Regions from separate parts of the Homo sapiens genome. Here regions 2 and 3 are each linked to region 1. A link is a loop called in an ENCODE intact Hi-C map of the cell type or tissue named here. Cell type or tissue: heart left ventricle. All regions are shown on one strand.

The links. A loop is a pair of places that touch in the nucleus more often than their neighbours do. Peaks named below come from ENCODE experiments on the same cell type or tissue, not always from the same donor. Only the 100,000 strongest peaks of a DNase experiment are listed, where the experiment ranks them.
Region 2: a loop joins it to region 1, with 7 times the contacts of the local background. A loop is called at or near these places in 44 of 110 quality-filtered maps.
Region 3: a loop joins it to region 1, with 5 times the contacts of the local background. A loop is called at or near these places in 69 of 110 quality-filtered maps.

The regions. Positions count from the first base shown.
Region 1 is chr7:1,660,264-1,668,263 of GRCh38, forward strand. It overlaps a transcript of ELFN1 not described here. Among named protein-coding and RNA genes, the nearest start is that of ELFN1, 6.0 kb to the right of the region's middle. In heart left ventricle, CTCF peaks have their summits at 4,572 and 4,771; DNase peaks (open chromatin) are centred at 4,638, 5,088, 5,788, 7,588 and 6 weaker places; H3K4me3 peaks cover 4,059 bases; H3K27ac peaks cover 3,122 bases; H3K27me3 peaks cover 2,404 bases.
Region 2 is chr7:1,755,106-1,763,105 of GRCh38, forward strand. No RefSeq gene overlaps it. Among named protein-coding and RNA genes, the nearest start is that of ELFN1-AS1, 17 kb to the left of the region's middle. In heart left ventricle, a CTCF peak has its summit at 3,654 (motif pointing left); a DNase peak (open chromatin) is centred at 4,301; H3K27ac peaks cover 542 bases.
Region 3 is chr7:2,204,662-2,212,661 of GRCh38, forward strand. All of the region lies in intron 10 of MAD1L1 (mitotic arrest deficient 1 like 1), which reads right to left. LOC105375126 (a long non-coding RNA gene) reads left to right here. Exons shown (of 3, transcript XR_001745062.3): 3 at 463-539. Among named protein-coding and RNA genes, the nearest start is that of MAD1L1, 24 kb to the right of the region's middle. RefSeq lists enhancers at 4,087-4,620, 5,116-5,265. In heart left ventricle, CTCF peaks have their summits at 4,999 (motif pointing left) and 5,202; a DNase peak (open chromatin) is centred at 5,000.

The sequences.
Region 1 (8,000 bases):
AAAATACAAAAAATTAGCAAGGCGTGGCGGCGGGCACCTGTAGTCACAGCTACTTGGGAGGCTGAGGCAGGAGAATGGTGGGAACTCGGGAGGCGGAGCTTGCAGTGAGCCAAGATCGTGCCACTGCACTCCAGCCTGGGTGACAGAGCAAGACTCTGTCTTAAAAAAAAAGAAAAGCCTTGGGTTCCCATCCCAACCTGCTCCTGCAGGATTTCCTTAGGCAAGTTGCCCCCTAAAATTCAGTTTTGTCACCTGTAAAAGGGGGAAGGAAGGATTCACCTCCCTGGGTTACAGTGGGAACCAGATGAGATGATAGAAAACAATTTTCCATTTTCATTTTCACATTGAAATTTATTATAAAGGAACATGTCTGCACATTGCACAGAATTCAAATGGCATTACAGGGGCATATGGGGAAAAGTCTCATTTTCTGGGGTGATGGGAATGTTCAGTATTTTGATGGAGGTAGTGATGGCAACCAGTGTCCACATTTGTCCAATTTCAGAACTGTAGTTCTGAACAGTATAAAACTGAAGAAGTATGAATTTCACTGTCTGTAAATAAATAATACGTTAAAAATATTTTTTTATATTGAGTCCCCGGCCGGGTGCAGTGGCTCACTCCTGTAGTCCCAGCACTTTGGGAGGCTGAGGCGGGTGGATCACCTGAGATCAGGAGTTCGAGACCAGCCTGGCCAACATGGTGAAACCCCGTCTCTACTAAAAATACAAAAATTAGCCAGGTGTGGTGGCACGTGCCTATAATCCTAGCTACTCGGGAGGCCGAGGCAGGAGAATCACTTGAATCCAGGAGGTGGAGGTTGCAGTGAGCCGAGATCGCACCACTGCACTCCAGCCTGGGGGACAAGAGTGAGACTTTGTCTCAGAAAAAAAAAAAAAAAAAAGTCCCCTTCTACCCTCTCCCCAAGACTTGCAGCCCCCAGGTTCCTACAGGAGGCACCCACTATTTCTAGTTTCTTGGGTCTCCTTCCAGTAATCAGTGTGTGCAGGCAACTAAAATGTCATTTCATTAACTCCTTTTTGACACAGTGTAAAAAAAAAAAAAAAAAAAAGGTGCCATATACACTGTCCGGCCCCTTTTGCTTTTTCACACTAAAGAACATCTGCAGATGGACTCCAATCAGTCCACCTTTATCCGGCTGGATGTGCCATGATGATTTAAGCACTGCACTGTCAGCGGGCACTTAGGATCCTTCCAATCTGCTGCTGTTACAAAGAGTGCTTCGGCGAATAACCTTGTACAAAGCAATATATCATTTTTCACATTTGGGAGGAGTATCTGGAGGACAGATTCCTAGAAGCAAATGCTGGGCCAAAGGGTGTGTACATTTGGAATTTTGACATTGTTTCAGAGGTTCCAAGGGTGTCTGCTTCCCCACACTATTGCAACAGGGTGTGTCCTTAGACTGTTTAATCTGTGCCCATCTGATGAGTGAAAAATCACATCAGTACAGTTTCAGCATGCACTTTTGTCACTAGGAGTGAGCATAGGCACTTTCTCATTTGTTTAAACATCCTTTTGATTTCCTTTTCTGTTCATTACCTCTGTCTATTTTTTTTTTTTTTTGGCCTCTTGGCTATTTTTCTTATTGATTTGTAAGAGCTCTTTATATAGGGGGAACTGGCTCTTTGCCTGAGATAGAAATTGGACACATCATTTAATCTATGGCTTCGGGGTTTTATGGGCATTTGTTGTTCTTGCTGTGAAGTTCTGGGGACAGGAAGAGATTGTCACCATTCTTCTCTGGTTACCATTTCCTTAGGATGGGTCCGGGGGTCGGGGGGAATTCTCTCCCCACTCCTTCGCGGTTAATCCCAGCTGCTCTATCCCTCCCCTGCTTCCCCCAAACACACTCAGGCAACTGGGTCATTCACTTCCAGCCAGGCCATCCTCAGCAGAGAGAGGGCGCAGGAACCACCTGCAGGGGGGCAAAGGTATCAAAGCCACCAGATGAGTCCTCACTTATCCTGGAAGTGGGTGTGGTCATGTGGGGCTGGAGTGGGGCACTGAGGCCTGGAGGTGAGTCAGTCTGTCCTGCTCTCTCAAGCTCACACTCTGTTGGATGAAACTGACACATCAAGTCAGGGCGTCCAGGGACACAGGCTCAGGGCAGTGGCAGGGTGGAGGGGAGGGGGTGTGCTTCCAACCACCTAAGGAAAGCCCTGAGGCCCCACAGCCCCAGGCCCCTACGGCTCTTACTGACCAGCCTCTTCCCCAAAGGGTAGCTGGGTGGGTCATGAGATGGTGGTTGATTTGTTTCCATAAAAATGAGAATCTTACTGGCAGTTTAGCTCTTTTTTTGTTTTTGAGACAGTCTTGCTCTGTTGCCCATGCTGGAGTGCAGTGGTGCGATCATAGCTCACTGCAACCTCCACTTCCTGGGCTCAAGTGATCCTCCTACCTCAGCCTCCTGAATAGCTGGGACCATAGGCACACACCACCACACCCAGCTAATTTTTTATTTTTTGTAGACAGGGTCTCACTATGTTGCCCAGGCAGGTCTTAAACTGGGCCGTTTTCTTCTGAACGAGGACGTTTTGTACATCAGAAGGACCTGCTAAGCCCTGGATCTAGCAACGGTGCCCAGGTGGGTGGGGGTGCACCCACCATCCCTAGCTCTGTCCTAGGTCCTGGCCCAGCTGACTCATCTCTGGAAAGACAGGCTGTCTGATGGACCGGGCCATCGCTGCTGCGTCTGGGCTGCTGCCGGGCAGTGGCAGCACCTCAGAAAGGAGGCCTGAGCGAGCACGTGTGTGTGGAGCGACTGTGCGTGAACGCATGTGCATATGCAGATGGGAACATGCTTAGTACAGCTGCCTTCAAGTTTGACCATCTGGATTCAAACCCTGGCTTGGCCATTTCCAGTTTATGGTGACCCTGGCCAAGGTACTTGATCTCTGGACCCCTCGATGTTACCCTCTGGGAACTGGAGATCTTCACAGCTGGTTCACTTCTAGGGTTGCTGTGAGGACTAAATGACTTCATGCCAGCCACCAGCCATTAGGAACCTCCATCACAGGAAGGATCGTCATAGTGCCACACCAGTGTGCGTGCCTGCGTGTGAGGGTTACACTGGGTGGGGCGGGGTGTGTGCGATTCGGGGGTGTGTGAAGCAGGATGCCTTTGCAACTCTCTGCACAACCACAGTGTGAGCTATGGGGTGGGGGGGGTTCCAGCCTTCCTGTCCCAGTGAGGCTGCGGCATCTTCCTGTGGGACACCGGCTTGCGGCGGGGAGCTGGGGTGGGTATCCACACGCATCTTCCCTGGATGTGCTGTAAGGTGTCTACACCACACAGGCTGCCTCTGGGTACCTCTGTCTGCTGGGGGAGGGGGATCAGGAGGAGATGAATGTCAGAGAGAAAGAGACCAAGACGGAGAAAGAAAAGGAGAGAGGAGAGGCGGAAAGGGAGAGGGGAGAAGAGGAGGAAGAGGAAGAGGGAAAGAGACAGAAAAGGAGGGTGGAGGGAGAGAGAGAGAGGAAGAGGGAGAGAGAGAACAAACATATTCTCTGACAGAGGCAAACAGAGGCGGGGAGAGAGAGCTCCAGAAGAGGCCAGAGACAGCCAGCCTTCCTCCCACCTCCTCTCTTCGGGTCTGTCCTGGGGTGGCCCATTCCCAGCCTGAGGGGGGACAGCAGCCCGAGGCCAGCCAGGCCCCGCGGGGGCCCTGCCTTCTCACGGGACAGGAGGGCATATTTCAGCATTGGAAGGCGCTGCAGAGGGAGTCAGTCAGGGCTGAAATTCCTCAGCGCCCTGGAAGGTCCGCGGGACAGCTCCCTTCTCCCAGCTTCCTCCAAGGAGCCAGGTCCGGGACTCTCCAGGCCCCTCGAGTAGGGGAGGGGGGAAGTGAGAGAAAGGGGCTGTGTGCGCACCTAGGCCACTGCGCGCTTCAGAGCAGCCGGGACCCTCCCTGAGGGACCAGGAAGAGACCCCCCCCAGGCCGGGCTCGGCCCGCTCTGTCTCCCTGTTCCCTGGAGGTCTGGGCGCCCCCGCGCAGGGACTAAGGGCTGGACAGCCGCAGGCAGGGGCTCCGTCCTTGGCCTCCACCCTTCGTGTCCAGCAATCCCGGGAGCAGGCGGCGGCACTTCCTCCATGCCCCGGCCTCAATCACGGTCTCAGTCCCCCCAACCCCGTCCTGCAGGAACAAGTGTGGTAGAGGCTCGGGGTCGGAGGGCGGGCGGCCGTCCCGCGGGCTGGACGGAGTTTCTGGGCTGCGGAGAGGCCGTTGGACCCACGTCCGGACAGGAGCCCCGCGCGCCCATCCCCGGCCCGGCCATCCTCGGGGCGCGCTGTCTGCGGCCTCCCGCGCCACCCCCACCCCTGTCCCGGGACCTCCTCCGGGAAAGACACCCGGGGAGCAGCCCCCTCCCCTCCAGTAGTCCCCTCCCCTCCCCTCTCCCTGCCCTCTTGACGGTGTGGGGCTCCCCGGCCGGAGGGGCGCGGCGCTGGCAGCGGGGTCCAGAGTGTCGCGCCCAGCGCGCGCTGGGGGTCCCGGGCTCCGCAGCTCCGCACGCGGCCGGTTTGTGAAGCGGCGCGCGGGGGCTTAGCCGGGCGAGGGCGCTCTTGAGCCTGGTTTGGAATTTTTAGCCCACACGAAAGCCGCAGGCTGGGGAAGGGGCGGGTGGGAGCGGGAGACGCCCTGGGAAGCCGTGAGACCGCTCGGCGAGGGCTCGGGACCACCAGGGAGCGACGGGGGACCCCTCGGCTCAGAGCCCGAGGGCGCGATTTCGGATCCGCTGGGATTCCGGAGGCACATGAAGGGAGAGGGAAATCCGCTAAACCGAACCTTCCGGGAATCGGAAGGCGCCGGGCCGCTCCCACGCCTCCCCCTCCTCCCGGCCGAAAGGCGGGGGGCGACGCGCAACGGGGAGGGAAGGGAGGGAGGGGTCGGCGACCTTAGGGGAGGGCGAGTCTCTGGGGACGCGGGGCCGCCAGGGGCCCGACGACCCTCTCGCTCCACCTCCCCGCCCCCAAGTGCCCCGCTCTCCCCCCGCCCCGCAAACGCGCGTCCTGCGGGCTGTGCTTTGGCCCTCGCGGACGCGCGCGCTCACAGAGGGTCTGACTTGGGGTCAACTTCCACGAGGTTGCCGGGCGCCTGTGAGCACAGCCGTGTCCCCACCCAGGGGCCCACCTCCCAGCGCCACCAGGGTCCCGACCCCCAGACCTTCGGACGCTTCTCTTCCAAACCGAAGCCTGGGAGCCTCTGGGTGGCCTGGGGCGGGGGCAGGGGGCGAGCGGGGCGGGCCAGGAGGAGGGGGCGAGGCCGCCACTCGGCTTCCCACGCCGCCCCCGCGGCTGGCTCCAACTTCCCCTCCGGAGCCCCCCTCCGGCCACCCCCCAGCCCACCGACGTGCGGGCAGCGACCCCGCCCCCCGCCCCTCCGGTCGCCCCCGCCGCGGCCCCCGCCCCCTCCCCATCCCTCCCCGCGCGCTCTCCCACATGAAACCTTCCATCACGCTCAGAAAGAATGTGCTACAACCTCGGCGCTGCCGCGGCCGCCACCACTGCGCCCGCGCCCGAGCCCGAGTCGGAGCCGGAGCCGCCGCTCCCCCGCCTGCCCGGCCAGCCCCGGGCTCCGAGCGCGCGGTCCCCGCCGCCGCCGCCCCGCGCTCGCCCCGCGCTTGACGCAGTGAGCGCCGCAGCCTGGCTCCCGCCGGCTCCGCTGGGCTCCGGGTCGCAGGCCGAGTCCAGCCGGGCGGGCTCCGGGAGGGGCCGGCAGGGCGGGAGGGGGAGGAGGGCTGTCTGGAGCCAGCGAGCCCGGAGGAGGAAGAGGAGGAGGAAGGAGGGGAAGCCGCCGCCGCCGCCGCCGCGCTCGGGGAACCGGGGTGCGCGCGCTCTGCTCGCCCGCGACAGTGCCTCCAGCCCGGGGCCCGCACCCCGGCCCAGGTAAGAAGGGGCCTGAGGGGCAGGGGGCTGTCCGGGGCCGGGGGACCCCTCTGTCGCCGCTGCGGGATCGGAGGGTCCCCGCCCCTAGGGGAGGCAGGGAAGAGGATGCTCTCTGGGGGGGGCGGCGGGGGGCAGCGCAGGGTCCCCAGCGGCTCTCGCAGCCCGGGCCACCCCATCCCTGGTGCCCTGACCTCGGCGTCCGCGCCAGGGCCGAGTCTCCCCGCCCGCGGGGCTCTGGATGCGGCGCTCGGGGCCCGCGGCTCCCGGGCGTCCCCATCCACCCACCCAGGTTCGGAGGCGGGCGCACCCGAAGTTAGCGGCCGCCGAGCCTGGGCCGGACAAACTTCCCTCCCCGACGCCGCGGCTGGAAGGGCCAGGACTCCGGACCCCTAGGGCTAGGGAGGCGCCGCGGGGACCCCGAAACTTTCCGGAGCGCGCTGAGAGCAAAAAGCCGGCTGGGCAGAAAGAGGGGGAGGGGGCTGGGCGCGCCTTCGAGTGCGCTGGGGTAGCCGCGGCGCCCCAAGTTGAACCACAGACGAACCCCTCTTCATCTGAAACCTGGTCTCGGAGTCGGAGGTGGGGAGGGAGTGGGCTGTGGGTGCCTCGACTTCGCAAAGCCGGCGTGGGGGGGCGCAGCGCCCCGCCCCGCGCCGCTTGAACCTCCGGAGGGGGTGTTACGGGACCCCCGCCCCCACCCCAGCCGGTGGCTGGGCTCTGCCGACCGCTGCGGAGCTCCCGGGAAGGACCCGCTCGCGGCTATTAATAGGCGTCGGTGACCCTAGCCTCTCCCGGTCCGGGAAGCTGGCGCGGCGGGGCTGGGCTGGGCTGGGCTGCCGAGTGGGGCGGGACCCCGGGGCCCAGAGCGGACCCCCAGCTCTCCTGGTCCCTCTTCCGCCGCTCTTCCCTCCCTGCCGCCTGCTTTCCTCCCATTTTCCCTCTTCGATCTCGGGGTGTCGGCCCCCCCCCGAACTTTTTCTCTTCCCAAACTGCACGGTGGCCACCCGGTCACGGCCCTGGGCCGTACCCGCGCAATCTCAGCACCATTCCCGACCGAGTCCTCCGCCGCGGGCTGAGCGCGAGTCCCCGGGGCCAGGCTGCCCAGGGAGGAGCAGGGACTTCCTACAATCCGCGCCCTTCCTCCCAACCCACGGCGAGCGCAACACATTCGCCCGCCCCTGCGGCCCCATCTGAGGGCGGGGAGAGGTCGCTGGGGGCAGCTTCGGGGGTTGTGGAGGGCAGGGGGGACCCGCGAAGCTCCTGGAGCGTTTAGGGATGCAGCTCGGGCGGCGTGTGCAGGGAGGAAGCAGCGTCCCGGCGTCCCCCCTTCAGCGTCGCCTTCGCGCGCCTCGAGGGCCCAGGAGGGTTCGGTCTCCCCCACCCCACCTGGACACTCAGGTCTGAGCCTGAGTGGATTTGAGGATCTGGGGGACGGGGAATACGGAGTCCTTCTTCCTGCCTCGGTGTCTGCAGAGCCCAGCCCTCAGGCAGCGTGGGGATCTTTGTCCCCAGGGCCAGCGCCGGCCCCGCCCCCCGCCCCGTTAACTCCGGGACTCCGCCGCCCTCCAGGTTCCAACCTCCCAGCTTCACCGCCGCGTCCTCTCCCCGGTTCTGGGTCTGGGGGAGGGGCAGGGGGCGTGGAGCGCGGCGTTGGGCCCCGGACAGATGTCCTCGCGGCGGCGGCGCCGGCGTCCGGGTAACAGCAGGCCGCCAATCGGCGCGGCCACGGGGGAGGGGCGACCCGGCCGGGACTCCGGGGACTCGGTCGCAGCCGGACGGCGCAGCCTCCGCTCGGGGTGGGGGGGGGGGGCGGCCGCGAGGACTCGACCCCTGCCGTGCAGCCCGGCCTCCAGTCCTCTGCCGTCCCCTCCCCCAGCTCCAGGTTTCGCTCTCTGCTGGGGTCCTGGCTCCTCAGGTTGCGGGATCTCGCCTCCCACGGCCCCGCGCGCGTACCCCTACCCGCCCCTCAAGTTGACCTCTGAGGTTCTCCGTGGATCTCAGACCCCGAGTGACCGCAGAACTGACCTCTGGGGTCAGGCAGTACCGGTCAAGGGCGCTCTGAAGAGGCCCTCGGCCTCAGTTTGCACCCCGAGGAA
Region 2 (8,000 bases), 95 kb after region 1:
GTGCCCAGCCTTTTTTCCCATTTTCTAAATGTTTCGTTTGTTTCTACTGTGGGGTCTTAAGTGTTCTTTACATTTTTCTAGAAACGACACCTTTGTCAGATGTGTGCTTTGCAAACATTTTCTCCCTGCCTGTGGCTTGTCTTTTCATCCTTTGAATGCAAGCATTTTTTTTTAACGTTTTGAGGTCTAGTTGATCCATTTTTCACTTTCGTAGATCATGCTTTTGGTACCACATTGCCGAGCCAGTGGTCCTGAAGATGTTCTAGTATTTCTGCTATATTTTATTTTAGAAGATTACAGTTTACTTTTTGCATTTAAATTCGTGGCCTATTTCGGATTAATGTTCGAAAGCGCCGGGATGGTGGGCGTGAGCCAATACGCCCAGCCAATCCCTCTGCTTTTAATAAGTGCCGTCACCTTCAGCTGTGCCCAGTGTCCTTAAGTCCAAAGTGTTCGTGATTCTTCCTTTCCTGGGACTAAATTTCTAAACAAGGACAGCCACCCATTGTGATTGGTGTTGCCTTTTAAACTAATATAATCAGTGAATCTTCTGGACTTTAGCCCTAAGATTTGGACCATCTATAATCAGCTATGTTCTCTCCCACGCATCGAGTATGGTACTATCTATCAACCATCCTTGGCAGGCTTGAGAAAACAGTCACTCAAATCATTTTTCTGAAGGACTTAATTCCTCCCTGGAACTTCAGCTGGGGAAGGCTGTCATGCAGCCTGTCCTGCTGCAAGACGGTGAGGCTTTTGTGCCCTGCTGTGAGGTGGTCACTGACAACAAGCTGCCCCAGGGTGAGGGAGCAGGATCCCTGGGCACCTGCGAGAGGGGTGGTGCAAACCGCCCGAGGAAAACCCTCCAGAGGGGAAGCAGGTGTGAACCTCAGCAGAGACGCCAGGCAGCAGCTGGAGCATGGGTACCCCAGAGGGGTTGGGGGAATCCCACAGCATGTAGGTAGGTCACCAACAGCATCTGCTGCCGACTCACTTTGCACTATTGAAATGCATTTGATTCTCGCATTAGATGGCTTCTATCCGACACAGCTTGCCTGCATTTTAGTTGGTTCACCTGCTGAGACATTTGGAGAGGGGTAGAGGGGTGAACACAAGTACCCACAGGTGTAGTATGCCCAGGCCCAAGACTGAAACCTAACTGTAACTGTAACCATACCATAACCCTAACCATAAGCCTAACTCTAACACCAAACTAACCCTAACCCTAACCCACAGGTGCAGTACGCCCAGGCTGACCACTGAAACCTAACCATGACCCAAACCTAACCATAAGCCTAAACCTAACCCTAACTTAACCCTAACCCAGCCCTAACCCAACCCTAACCCTAACCCCAACCATAAGCGCTCATCACAGGCAGCCTTGCTTTCTCATGCTGATCACGGTCCATTACTCTTGCCAGCTGGTGACTGCTTTCTTTTTTTCTTTTCTTCTTTTTTTTTTTTTTTCCTGAGATGGAGTTTCACTCTTGTTGCCCAGGCTGCAGTGCAATGGCACGATCTCGGCTCACAGCAACCTCCACCTCCCTGGTTCAAGCGGTTCTCCTGCCTCAGCCTCCCGAGTAGGTGGGACTACAGGCACCCGCCACCACGCCCGGCTAACTTTTGTATTTTTAGTGGAGATGGGGTTTCACCATGTTGGTCAGGCTGGTCTTGAACTCCTGACCTCAGGTGGTCCACCCGCCTTGGCCTCCGAAAGTGCTGGGTTTACAGGTGTGAGCCACCGCATCCGGCCACAGGTGAGTGCTTTCTTTGCTTGTTTCTATCTTGGTAAAAGGAGCTCAGGGTAAACAGGTAGCATCTACCACGTAATCAAACCCAGGTTCACCTGCTTGCTGTTATTATAGGAGGCAAAACTTGGGAGACGGGTGCTGGTGGGAGGAAAAGCAGGCGTATTCGGAGGGCCAGCCGACCGGAAGGACGGTGGACTAGCGCCCTAAACACCATCTTTAGTCAGCACAAGTTTCAGCCTTGGTTTATGTTACATGTGGGGGAGGGTGGTTGGGACCAAGAGGTGACTGATGACCACAGACATCTGGGAGCCAGGGAGGGTCCAAGGATGCTGGACACTTCTTAGTCCTTGACCAGGTCACAGTGCTCCTGTAAATCTTTAACAAAACCTAGTTATCTGTTTATACAGCTCCCTTTAATCCCAGAGTTAGTTTTAAAAGTCACATGATTGCTGTTTTTGCATTTTTGCCTCAGTGCTCTAAAACTATCCTAGCCTAGGTGCAGAAGGAAAAGTCCCCTTAGAAAACATGGAGTCAGTTGGCTGTTTCGCTGTTGCAATCGTTTTAAATGTAGTGGGACGTTTAAAATAGAGACACAGAGACGGTGTTTTGTTATGTTGCCCAGGCTGGTCTTGAACTCCTGGACTCAAGTGATCCGCCCGCCTTGATATCCCAAAGTACTGGGATTACAGGTGTGAGCTGCCTCGCCCAGCCAGTATGTGAAATAATAATAACTTTTATTGATTTTTTTCTTATCTCAAAAGTAATCCTTTTGCTTGTGTCCCCTGGTGGAAGTCTCTTGCCTCTGGGAGCCAGGATCCTGGGAGCCGCGGAGCCTAAAGTTGTGGGATGGAAAGCAGACATTCCCCAGGTGGGTCACCAGTGGTGACGGACCGTGGGGTCACCCCCGCCTCCTCCCGTCTGGCTCTCGGGAACCTGTCTTCTATTCATTGGGGAAACAGCCCTGTATAAATAGCACCACCGTGTCAACGTGTAAGCCACATGCCGAAGGACGTGTCCCTGTCTTCACAGCGTCATCTCCAAGCAGGTCCCCTTGCTGTCATTACAATTCCACCCACCACTCTATCCAGCTGGCAGTTTTGGGGTGCTGTACTGTGTGGTGGGATCAGAGAATCCCGGGGTCCTGTGCTTACCGACTCACCTTCTCCTCCATAAAGCGGGTCCCTTAAGCCAGAGTGAGGTTAGGTGGGTCCTCGTGCCAGCGCATGAGACACTCCATGGGCCTTGGGGTTGGTCCTGGCTGAATCCCAGGTAGCACGAGTCCAGGCCGGAAGGAGTCCACTGAAATCCACTTGCCACCACCACCAAGAGACGGCCTCATAGCGAGGTTCAGACATTTGGCAGTGGCAGAAGCTAGATGAACCCTGGTGAGGGGAAGTTCTTGCTATTGGGCCCTGCAGAACCTCCCTCCCTGCTACCATGGCTGTGCCAAATAAGAGCCACCGCACCAGCACTGAGTGGTCAAGGGCGATGCTGGGGTGGCCAAGGGTGGAGACTGGGATGGCCGAGGATGGAGGCTGCTGGCTGAGGATAGAAACTGGGGTGGCCAAGGATGGAGGCTGGCTGGCTGAGGATGGAGGCTGGGCTGAGGGTGGAGGCTGGCTGGCTGAGGATGGAGGCTGGGCTGAGGGTGGAGGCTGGCTGGCTGAGGGTGGAGGCTAGCTGGCTGAGGGTGGAGACTAGCTGGCTGAGGGTGGAGGCTGGGGTGGCTGAGGGTGGAGGCTGGCTGGCTGAGGGTGGAGGCTGGCTGGCTGAGGGTGGAGGCTGGGGTGGCTGAGGGTGGAGACTGGCTGGCTGAGGGTGGAGGCTGGCTGGTGTCCCGGCATGAGCCATCCTTTCCACCTGGTTTCTCAGAGCCTCGTCTGCCGTGGGCTCCCTCTGGTGGGTGCCACAGTGAGCTGCAAAGATTCTCGTACTTTGCGCCCACTCCTGCAGGTCCCCCATGTCTCTTCCAAAATTATTTGTCCCCAGTATTCCAATCTTGCTCCTTCCGCCTCCCCAGCCCAGCAGCCACGCCATTTGCCGCTGCTCATGAGTCCGTGTGGATCCCTACCCTGCGTCCCTTCTCTCTGCACAGGGGAGCGTGGCCTGGTGGGCTGCGTGCTCTCAGCTCCCACAAGCCCAGCCTTCTGTCTCTCATCAGCCCATCTTTGAACCCACAGGCGTGAGCTGATACAGAGCCATGGGAGAAACAATCAGGAGACGCTGGCGTCCGGGCCATCCTTCTGTGTAGCTGGCCAAGCCCAGTCCTGCTGATGGGCCAGTGTGTGCCCGTGGCTTGTTGGGTTTCTCAGCCCCTGGCTCAGGGCCGGCAGCCTGCAGGCGGCACGGTCACTGGACACCCCGTGGTTAGTTGCCCGGCCAGGACCAGGCCCCCCAGCACGCCAGGAGCTGCTGTTTTGGAATTGGATGTGGTTCCCCGCTGCGGCGTGGCCCTGCTCGGGGACTCCGGTCTTGCCCTGTGCTACGGAACTGCACTGTGCCTGGCCTGACATCCTACCCAGCACACTCACCCACCGCGGGTGCCTGGAGCGCCACGGGATCTGCCGGCCAAACGGCCCAAGTGGCAGGATTCCTTGGACCTGAGCCTCGAGCTGTGGCAGAGTCCTTGCATCAAGGCGCCACTTGAACCTGGCATTTTCCATGCCTGTTGATGAGTGTGGCAGAGCCGTTTTACCTAACGCAGAATAATCTGCTCCTGCATCTAACACAGCCTACGGAGCCCGGTGCTCCTGTCTTCGTGGTAGAAGGTACTAGGCACCGTCGCTTGTCTTTTACCTTTCAGGAAACATCCCAGCCTGCCAAAGACTGTTACCAGGGGCCCCCTGGCCACCTGCCGAGTGGGTGGGGGCAGTATCAAGAGGTCATCCTTCAGGTCTGCAGGGCCACGTCTGGTACTAACTGTTTTAGGCTGAGCTTGCTCGAGGCAGAGCCTGAGACAGGAATTCTTTGCAAGTGATTAGGGGGTTCTCTCAGGAGGAAGAGGAGAGTTGTTTGTTTTTGTTTTTGAGACGAGTTTCGCTCTTGTTGCCCAGGCTGGAGTGCAGTGGTGCGATCTCGGCTTGCTGCAACCTCTGCCTCCCAAGTTCAAGTGATTCTCCTGCCACAGCCTCCTGAGTAGTTGATGACAGGCACCTGCCACCATGCCCAGCTAATTTTTGTATTTTTAGCAGAGATGGGGTTTCATCATGTTGGCCAGGCTGGTCTCGAACTCCTGACCTCAGGTGATCCTCCCGCCTCGGCCCCCCAAAGTGCTGCGATTACAGGCGTGAGCCACCACGCCCGGCCGGAAGAGGAGATTTGAACACGGACCACAGAGGGCCGGTGTTGTGAGGCTCCAGGGAGGAGACGGCCATCCACAAGCCAAAGAGAGAGGCCTCAGGAGGAATCAGCCTTGCCACACCTTGACCGAGGACTTCCGGCCTCCAGAGCTGTGAGCAATAAATGTCAGTGGTTTAAATCGGCCAGCCTGGGGTGTTCGTTATGGCAGCCCTCGCAGACCAGCACGGCCAGGACGCTGCCAGTTCCCGGCTCCACCTGCCCTTCCTCTGACAGGGAAGGAGAGTGGAGAAGTTGAGCTGCTTGGATGCCCTATGCCCTATGAGGCCTCTGCCTGATCCCACAGAGGACTCTGCAACACAGAAGGAATCACAGAATCTGCCCTGCCCTGGGTCCGTCAGGAACTTACTGCAGGCAACCAGGGGTGGGGACCGAACTTCCTGATACATCATTGCATTAGGGTGGGCAGCTCCAGGGGCTAAGTCTCCAGGGAGGGCTGCAGGGCCGCCACCTGCAGCTATGGGACCTGGGGGGCCAGACAGGCAGACAGACCCCACCCACCAAAAAGTCACACCGAGGGCCGGGTGCGGTGGCTCACACCTGTAATCCCAGCACTTTGGGAGGCCGAGGTGGGCGGATCACAAGGTCAGGAGTTCAAGACCGGCCTGGCCAATATGGTGAAATCCCATCTCTACTAAAAATACAAAAAAAAAAAAATTAGCTGGGCATGGTGGTGGTGGGCGCCTGTAATCCCTGCTACTCGGGAGGCTGAGGCAGGAGAATCGCTTGAACCTGGCAGGTGGAGGTTGCAGTGAGCCAAGATTGTGCCACTGCTCTCCAGCCTTGGGGACAGAGTGAGACTCCATCTCAAAAAAAAGAAAAAAACAAAAGCTGCACCGAGGCATGTGCCCATGGGCCCATGTTTATTTTGATGTGAAGATGTTTTGAACGCTTATTTAACAAAATTTATCCATCTCTTGTCTTTACAGATTCTGTTTTGTTTCAGAATTTCATAATAGTCCCATTCACAACAGCCAAAAATAGAAACGACTGAAGCGTCCACCAACAGGGGAAGGACCGAATTACAATATGACCAGAGACTAAACGCCGGCAGCGGTGAAGACGGATGGATCGCTGGCATTCTGCACAGCACGGGTGAGCTGCACCACACCATGCCATGCCGCAGAGGCCTCACCTGGAAGATTTCCACAGGCCCTATTTTTAATCACTAAGAAACCCAGACTGCTCCTAATAGAAAATAATATATAATTTGCTTTTTGTTTTTCGATATCTTTTTTTTTCTTTTGGAGACAGAGTCTTGTGCTGTCGCCCAGGCTGGAGTGCAGTGGTGCGATCTCGGCTCACTGCAACCTCCGTTTCCCGGGTTCAAGAGATTCTCCTGCCTCAGCCTCCTGAGTATCTGGGATTACAGGTGCCCACTACCATGCTCGGCTAATCTTTGTATTTTTAGTAGAGATGGGGTTTCACCATGTTGGCCAGGCTGGTCTCGAACTCCTCAACTCAAGTGATCCGCCCGCTGTGGTCTCCCAAAGTGCTGGGATTACAGGCATGAGCCACCGCGCCCGGCCCAATATCCTTTTATCTTAAACATTTACTACTCTGGGATTTATTTCAGTTTGGCATACAAAGTAGGGAGCTTTGGAATTTTCTTTCAAATGATTGACCAGGTGTTCGGCACGGTTATCGAGCAATCCATTGTACACCCACTGACGCGAGACGCCACTCCCACCTCTCACTAAATCCTCGTCTAGGTGCTGTCTGTTCCCGGCTCCTGCGTTCTCACTCATTGATCTATCTGTCTCTTCCTCCCCAGATTCAGGTTGCTTTAGCTGGTTTAGCTAGTGATGCATTTTAATGTCTGATAGGGTAAGCCCTCTTCATTATTCCTTTCTATTCCCACATTTTTCTCTGCTGTTCTCATGAGAGCATTCTTCAGATGAGCCTTAGAATCACGATCCCACATTGCAGAACGCTTGCTGGGCTTTTGTGTGGGATTGCTTTAAATTTATAGACTAACTTGGAGGGAAATTACATCTTTATAATATTGTCTTCAATGCAGCAACATCGTAACTTTCCTTTTATGCAAAGTGGGTTTTTATATGCCCCAGTGGAGAAGACATTTCTTTTTCTTTTTTCTTTTTTTTCTGTGTGTGCGTGCGTTTGCGTGCGTGCGTGTTTGTGTGTGCACGTGTGTGTGCATGTGTGTGCGTGTCTGCACGTGTGTGCGTGTGCATGTGTGCATGCGTGTGTGCGTGTGCATGTGTGCGAGTGTGCATACGTGTGTGCTGTGTGTGTGCACGCGCGTGTGTGCATGTGTGTGCCTGTGTGTGCATGTGTGCCTGTGTGTGCCTGTGTGTGCATGTGTGCATGTGTGCATATGTGTGTGCATGTGTGCATGTGTGTGCCTGTGTGTGTACGTGTGTGCGTGTGTGTTAGTATCTACCCAGCAACCACTACCCCGGCCTCAGAGCCTCTTTCCTTCGCACTCCCAGGGATGCCGTCCCCACCAAAGGGGTGAAGCCATGAACCAATCGGAGCCAATCAGAGAACTCCATCTCCCCAACCACAGCAATGGATCACAGCCCGGCCGTCGGTCCCTCCGTGAGATTGGGTATATGGGTGTTGGGAAATGAAAGCATTTTCTTTCTCTGGAATTACCATCTGTAAGGATGGGATGGGTCTGGGGAGAGTCTGCCTGCCTGAGAAACGCAACAATAAAAACATTCGCGGAGCCCTTGCTGTGTGCCAGGCCCTGCTCTCCAAAGTTTACAAGCATGGACTCCTGTTGTCCTCACAATAACCGCATGGGGACAGATAGGAGTGATGTTCAAAACATTTAATAACTGGGCTGGGCGTGGTGGCTCACACCTGTAATCCCAACACTACGGGAAACTGAGGCAGGAGGAATGCTTGAGGCCAGGAATTCAAGAC
Region 3 (8,000 bases), 540 kb after region 1:
CGCCACGGTCCACGTATCCCTTCACCTGCTGACAGGCACCTGAGTTGTTCCTGCTCTCAGACTGTTAGAATAAGGCTCTACAAACATTCCTGTACAAGTCTTCATGAGACCACATTTTCTCTTGGGTTTCTCTTAGATTAAATACCGAGGAATGGAACTGCAGGGTCACACCGTAAGTGTGTACAAAGCTACCAAACCATTTCCAAAGTGGCCGTACCACTTGCTACTCCCAGGGGCAACAGGCCTGGCTGCTCTGCATCTCTGCCAGCAGTCAGGATGGTCAGTCTGCTTAATTTTAGCCATTTTATTGGGTGCCCAGTGGTATCTCACTGCAGTCTTGAAACCGCCTTTACAGAATTTTAAGTAACGAGAGAAATCTACATTACTGACTCCACCTTGCTTCTAACCTCACAGGATCTTTTCTTTTTTTTTTTTTTTTTTTTTTTGCTTATTCTAATACAGAGGCCAAGATAACTATGAGAGGAATGTAGTTTATAGTTAAACTTCAAGGCAAGGAAAAATGACACCCGTCCTTGTTTGGAGATTAAGACTGGCATTGCTACAGGGGCCTGAACTTTGCTAAAGAACAGGCACGGGTAAACCATGACCTGTCACTGCTTACTTAGCTTGCTCTTCTACAGTGCCTGCTACCCGGAGTCACGTAACCAGACGTTGTCAGATTCGGAACTTCCCTAACGGCTCCTACAGACATCACTGCTGTGAAACCTAAAAAACTGGTCTTTGGGATATTTTTCAGATTTAGCATTTCAGCAGATCAAGAGATGCCACCTGGACTTGTGACCCCATCTCCCAGGAACTGACTCAGCTGCACGGAGACAGTCCTGACACCCCTATCATTGCATCCCCAACACAACCAACCAGCATTCACCACTCCCTAGGCCGCTGCCCGCCAAAACACCCTCAAGCCCTCGCCTCCTAATTCTCAGGGAGACAGATGTGAGAGTTATCTCGCGTCCACCTCCCTCGGCTGGCTCTGCAATCATTAAACTCCCTCTCTGCTGCCACACCTGCCGTTCTCAGTGCATTGGCTTTCTGGGCAGCAAGAAGAACCCTGTTGGGCGATTACAGTCTTAATTTGCATTCCCCTAATAACTAACAATGTTGACCATCTTTTCATGTCCTTATTTACCACCTATATATCTTCTCTTGTAAAGTATCTGTTAAAAGCAGGCCGGGTACAGTGGCTCACACCTGTAATCCCAGTGCTTTGGGAGGCCAAGGCAGGCAGATCACCTGAGGTCAGGAGTTTGAGACTAGCCTGGCCAACATGGTGAAACCTGTCTCTATTAAAATACAAAAATTAGCCGGGTGTGGTGGTGCACGCCTGGAACCCCAGCTACTCAGGAGGCTGAGGCTGGAGGATTGCTTGAACCTGGGAGGCGGAGGTTGCAGTGAGCCAAGATCATGCCACTATACTCCAGCCTGGGCGACAGAGCAAGATTCCATCTCCAAAAAAATAAATAAATAATAAAGTATCTGTTAAAAGTCTTTTGACCATTTTTTAAACTATGGTAATCTTACTAATTTGTAAGAGTTCCTTCTCTATCCTGGAGCACATCTTTGGTCAGATACATGTTAATATCTCGCAAATATTTTCCTAGTCTATGGTCTGCCTTTTCACTGTATCTTTTGAGAGCAGAAGTTTTCAATTTTGATGAAGTCTAATTTATCAATTTTTTCATTTATGGTTCATGTTCGTTGTATTGTAAGACCTCTTTGCCAAACCCTAGCTTCCAGATTTTGTGACTTTTACACATAGGTCTATGCGTCATTTGAGTTAAATCTTGTGTCCAGCATGAGACAGGTGTTAAGGCTCATCCTCACCACGAAGAGCCTACTGGTTTACCACCCTCGGTGAAAAGATTCTTTCTCCCACTGAATTATCTGGACACTTTGACAACAATCAACACTGTATTCTTCAATCATTTCTGAACATTCTACTCTGTTCTCCTGATTTACATGTCTATACTTAATACCACAGTGTCTCAATTTATGCAATTTACAACGTGTCTTGAAATTGGCCAGTGTAAGCTGTATAACTTGTTCTTTTTTGAAACTGTTATGGCTATAACAATTTATAGGTACTTTACATTCCCATAGAAATTTTAGAAATTGTCAGCCGGGCACAGTGGCTCATGCCTGTAATCCCAGCACTTTGGGAGGCCAAGGCGGGTGGATCACTTGAGGTCAGGAGTTCAAGACCAGCCTGACCAACATGGCGAAACCCTGTCTCTACAAAAATACAAAAATTAGCCAAGCATGGTGGTCCATGCCTGTAGTCCCAGCTACTGGGGAGGCTGAGGCAGAATTGCTTGAACCCAGGAGGCAAAGGTTGCAGTAAGCCAAGATCGCACCATTGCACTCCAGCCTGGGCGACAGAGTAAGATTCCGTCTCAAAAAAAAAAAAAAAAAAGAAATTTTAGAGATCAGTTCATCAATTTCTGCTGGGGCTTTGATTGGGACTATGTTAAATATTTGGGTCAATTTGAGCAAACTGCCATCTTAACAATAATGAATCTTCCAATACACGACCACAGTACCTTTACGATACTCTGAAATATATATTTGGTCTTTCTGTTCCCTGACATACATGCAGCTCCTTATCTGGAGTGAGAAGAGTGTCTCTTGTGAACTAATGAGCTGAGTGCTGGTTGGCAGCCCCCAGGCAGCTTCAGATAGGGTGGTTATCCGAAACACCAAGGTGAGATTAGAGGGTTGGGACTTTGAGTCCCACCCCTCAACCTCCTAGGAGGGGAGAGGGGCCGAAGGGTGAGTTGATTTCCAACGGCCAATGGTGTAATCAATCATGCCTCTGTGATGAAGCCTCCATAAAAACCCACAAATAAGGCCAGGGTTCAGAGCTGCACACACAGAGGCTCCTGGAGGGTGGTGTGCCCAGAGAGGGCATGGAAGCTCCGCGCCTCTCCTCACACCTCACTCTGCCAACCTGTTCACCTGTATTATTCGTAACATCCTTTATAAGACATGACTAAACATAACAAAGCATCTTCCCGAGTTCTGTGAGCCACACTAGCCAATTAATGAAACCCAAGGAGTGGGTAGCAGGGGCCTCGTTTAACAGCCTGTCAGTCAGAAGTACAGCTGATGTCAGTGAAAGAGGAAGAGAAGAAAACCGTAAAATGAAGCAGAGATGCCGGCCTACTACTTGCACCTGGAATCTGAAGGGGGCACAGATGTGTGGGACTGGGCCCTGACCCATTGGAAGCTGATGGAACTCCAGGTGGAGAGTGTGCAGATGAGGCTGCAGGACATCCAGCTGGTGACCCCTGGAGAACTGCTTGGTGTGGGGGAAACCTTCCAGTATCTGGTGTCAGAGGCTGTGTGAGAGCAGAGGGGAAAAGAGTTCATTTTTCCTCTTACAATGTCTCCATTTTTCTACATCAGGTGATCTTTAATGTCTCAGTTGCGTCTTAAGCTTCTCAGTGTACAAATCTTACACAGATTTTCTTATATGCATTCCTAATATTTCATGGACTTTGATGCCATCATACATGGTATGTACCTCGAGTGGCTCACTGCTAGTATACAGAAACATAACCCATTTTGGTACATTGTCCTTGTATCCCGTGACCCTGTAAACCTCACGGTTTAGTCCTACTGGCTTGTCATTTATTCCCTGGGAATTTCTATAGATAATTATGTTGTCTCCAGGTACAGTTTTACTTCCTCCTTTCCAGTCTGTCCATCTTTTCTTTTTGCTTCCCTAATTATACTGGTGAAGATCTCCAGTACAGTGCAACCAGGGGTGCAGGGAACAGACACCCTGCCTGGTCTCCATGTCAGGGATGCAGTCCGTCCACCTTGTATTATATCAGCTGGTTTTCTGCAGGTATCATTTAGCTGGTTGAGGAAGTTCTCTTCTCTTCCTAGCTTGCTGAGAACTTTAAATCACAAACGAGTCTTGGATTGTTACAAATGGTTGTGCTGTTCGCCTACAGAGATGGCCTGCACCCCCTTTCATTCTACTGAAACAGGTGATTTTCCAAAGAGAAGCAAGCATCCTGCATTCCCAGATGGGCTCCAGCCTCACGCCATCTTTCCCACTGGCCTCTCTGTATTACTCCTCCTCCCCCTCCTGTGCCCGAGGTCTTGCCGAGGATGACACGTACCTCAAAGGGTGTGTGCTGGCCTCCGCTTTCCTCACCCGTAAGTCACTCCCCGAGACAGACCATGCTCCTGGGAGACCAAGCTGATCACATCGCTGCCTCCAGACACACGCCTCGCACTGCTGCTAACTCCCTCAGCCCAACTTCCAGCACCCTAAGGATGAGGGTGTCCACACCACACTCCCGGCACTGGCATCCTGCCCTTCCCCACGTGTGTTCACGCAGGCTCATCCACACGCACTGTGTCCCTCCTTGCCTGTGACTTCAAAGTCGTAGAAACTAACATGCCCCCAGCCTGCGTGAACCCGTGTGCTGCACATGTCACATGTGCCCAGGCCTGTGTGACACATAAGGACCTCGTTCCACAGGGTCTTCCCATGGTTTCACTGACCCACCCCAGCCAGCCTGCCCAGCCTCCTCTCCTAAGACATAAGAAGCCCTACATGGGGAAGAGGGTGACCAGGCCACTCTCTCCTGGGGCTCAGCCAGGGTTTATCCAAGCCCGGGGCGAGGCCGAAGAGCCCTCTGAGGACTGCAGGACGTCAGCACCCTGTCCTTAGGGAAGGGCCCACACAAAGGACGTCTGACCTCAACGCCAGGAGCTCACAGCCCAGAGCCCACAGGCCTGAGGGCCCCAGGACACTGGTCAGAAACAAGGCAGGCATGGGACAGCCAGAAGCGCCCCCCTGAAGGCAGTCAGGAACAGTGGCCACAAGCCCCTCACATCCCCATCGACCAAAACCCCAGTGTCAGCAAGCAAGTCCCATGGTGGGAGAGCAGCGGTCCACTAGGCCAGAGAGACCCAAGGGAAGCTGCTGTGGGAAGGATCACCAAGGCGGGGGCACCACCTAGTGGCAGCAGCTCCTCCACACCCACGGGGCCTCGGGCCTCGGCAAGCCCCAAATCCCAGCAAAGCCTGGGCCCGAAGGCAAGCAGACGCCAGCCCACCCGGCACAGGCCCAGGGCACTCCCAGCCACAGAGCCCTCTGCTTCCAGGACATCTGATGTCACCTCAGGTCCCCACGGCTGAGAGGAGGGGATCCCCAAGCTCGCCCACAGAGGCACGCATGTCTCCACACAAGAACAGCAAATGCACTCAGCCCTCCCATGGGGGCCCCCGTGGCCCCAGCTTCTCACCACATCTGTGTCCCTGTCGCCGACTTCACCACCACATTCAATGCTGCCAGACACGGGAAATTCCTAAGAACTACCCCAAACCTGGTCCCTAAAAACAGAAAAGAAAGCCCAGTGCATCTCAGGTTTACCCAGAAATCCACTTTGGTTTTTGTTTTTGTTTTTTAGAGACAGGGACTCACTCAGTCACTGGAGTGCAGTGGTGCAATCACAGCTCCTCCTGGGCTCAGGTGATCCTCCCACCTTAGCCTCCTGAGTAGCTGGGACTACAGGTGCACACCACTGAGCACCGCTAATTTTTGTTTTGGTACACACGGGGTCTCAACTGCGTTCCCCAGGCTGATCTCAAACATCTAGGCTCGAGCAATCCCCCTGCGGCAGCCTCCCAAACCACTGGGACTACAGGTGTGAGCCACTGTGCGCAGCCAGAAATGCACACGTTTACCAAACCCTCCCGGTGATTCTAGGAGCCGTATTCGGGACCGCCAGCCCGCATTCCCGTGGACTCTCTAGGAGCCGTATTCGGGACCGCCAGCCCGCATTCCCGTGGACTCTCTAGGAGCCGTATTCGGGACCGCCAGCCCGCATTCCCGTGGACTCTCTAGGAGCCGTATTCGGGACCGCCAGCCCGCATTCCCGTGGACTGCGGCATGAGCACCACCCCACTGACGTCCAGCGTGAGTCACCCGAGATCACGGCCTGATGCAGAACCACACTCAGACACCCGCCCTGTGGAGCACAACACAAGGAGCAGCGGGGAGCCCTGAAGGGGCCCAGGCATGGCAGGCAACCCAGCACGTGAGGAAACCTGCCCTCTACCAGGCCCACAGCCAAGGCCAACGCAGGAGACTAGGGGTCGACCCCCACAGCGAGGACGGCTCCATCCACCTTCCTGGCCATCAGCCTCCGGCTGCTCAGAGAGGACGCTCGCACCAGCCCCTCTCCAACTCACAGGGCCCTCCACAAGTACACGATCACGTCGGATCTTCACACGCAGTTGGGGAGAAGAGCTCCGTGTCCCCCTTTCAATAAAGAGAACACTGGCCCAGAGCAGCGCAGTGACTTGACACAGGTCTTACTGTTGGTGGCGGGGGGCAGGGGGAGCCTTGAATCCAGCCTCCGAAGAACTATCTGTGTTCCTCATCAAAGCTGCAGGGCGCCACACATGCATGCCACTTGCTTCCCGCCCACTTTAAGCTGGTGGTGGGCACAGGCAGCCCACCTCCACCAGCCCTACAGACCAACCCCTCCTCTCCCTCATCCAGGGCCTGGCCACCAGGGAGGGCAGAGTGAACACAGAAGACACAGGCAGGCAGAACCCCTGGGGCCAGCATGCCCTCATGCTGGCCACGCCCAGGCAGCACCCCCAGGCCAGCTCGCCCTCACACAAGCCATGCCCAGGCAGGGCGCTCAGATGCGGGAACAGGGCTGAAAGGATCCACAGTACTTTGAAACCAGCCAGAGACAGCAGCCAGCTGTGCCAGGTCTCGTGCCCGACTGACACCCAGTGCTCCAGGGCAAACTGCACACTGGACCCTCCAGCAGGGCCGGGCCCATCAGGCACGTGGGGGCCTCTGATGTCCCTTCACAGGAAAGAAGTCACAGAGGTTTCTCATCTGGCCAGAGTATGCCTGGGAGCAGAAGGGTCGCCTTCCAAGCAATTAATAAGCCCAGAGAACAGACAGAAGCACAAAGCATTTAGGCCCCGCTGAGGCCGGCCCTACAGAAGTCTGTGTTCTACAGGGGGAGTTCAAGAGGAGACAGCAGCCCGGGCCGTGCTCTGACTTAGCAAAGCTCAAAGAAAATGAAGAGGCACTTTCAGGTGACAGAGAACTGAAGCCAGTAATGCTGATGAGAAGGTAATGGATTCCAGAACCAGCAGTCGGACGGTGTGGTCAAAGGATAGCTCTTTCAGAGAGTCTCAGTCTCAGCCTAGTTTCCAAGAACAGCAGGAAAGACAGGCAAGAAGCGGGAAGCCTTGAAATCTCACAAGCAAACACAATAAGAGGCCGCCTCGGCACCAGCACCTCGGGCCCTGAGCCCCGGGCTCTGATGGCTCCTTCAAAAGCATCGCTCCTGCACCTCCTCGAGACCTGGCGCACACAGGGCAACCAGGAAGAGGGGTCCAGACCAGAGCTGCCAGGAGGTGGTCACCTGCAGGGGCACCGCGACTGAAGGGCAGGGGCCAACTGAGCGGCTGCTGGAGAAAGATGAGCACAGGGTCCTGGGAAGGATGGGGCAGGAGGACAGACAGGACCAGACCTGGGAACGGTCCAGCTACCTGTCTATAAGAATACCATCCCCAGCACCCAGGGTGGTCCCCCGGCAGCTCCACCCCACATCCCACCACCCAAGCGCTGGCACTCAGCTTGGCACAGACTGCGTGAAGAGGCTGCTACAAGCACCAGACAATCGTCTTCCACTATGGTGGGTGAGAACCGTTTGGATCTGTGTCCCTGCCCCATGCCTCATGTTGAATTGTAATCCCCAGTGCTGAAAGTGGGGCCCCGTGGGAAGTGTTTGGATCCTCGAGTGGATCCCTCACAGCTTGGGTCTGTCTTCATGATAGTGAGTTCTCATGAGATCTGGTCATTTAGAAGTGTGTGGCACCTCCCTCCCAACACTACTCACGCTCGCTCACTCTCTCGCTCTCTCATTCCTGTTTTTGCATTGCGGCGTGCCTGTTCCCCCTTCACCTTCCGCCATGACTGAAAGCTC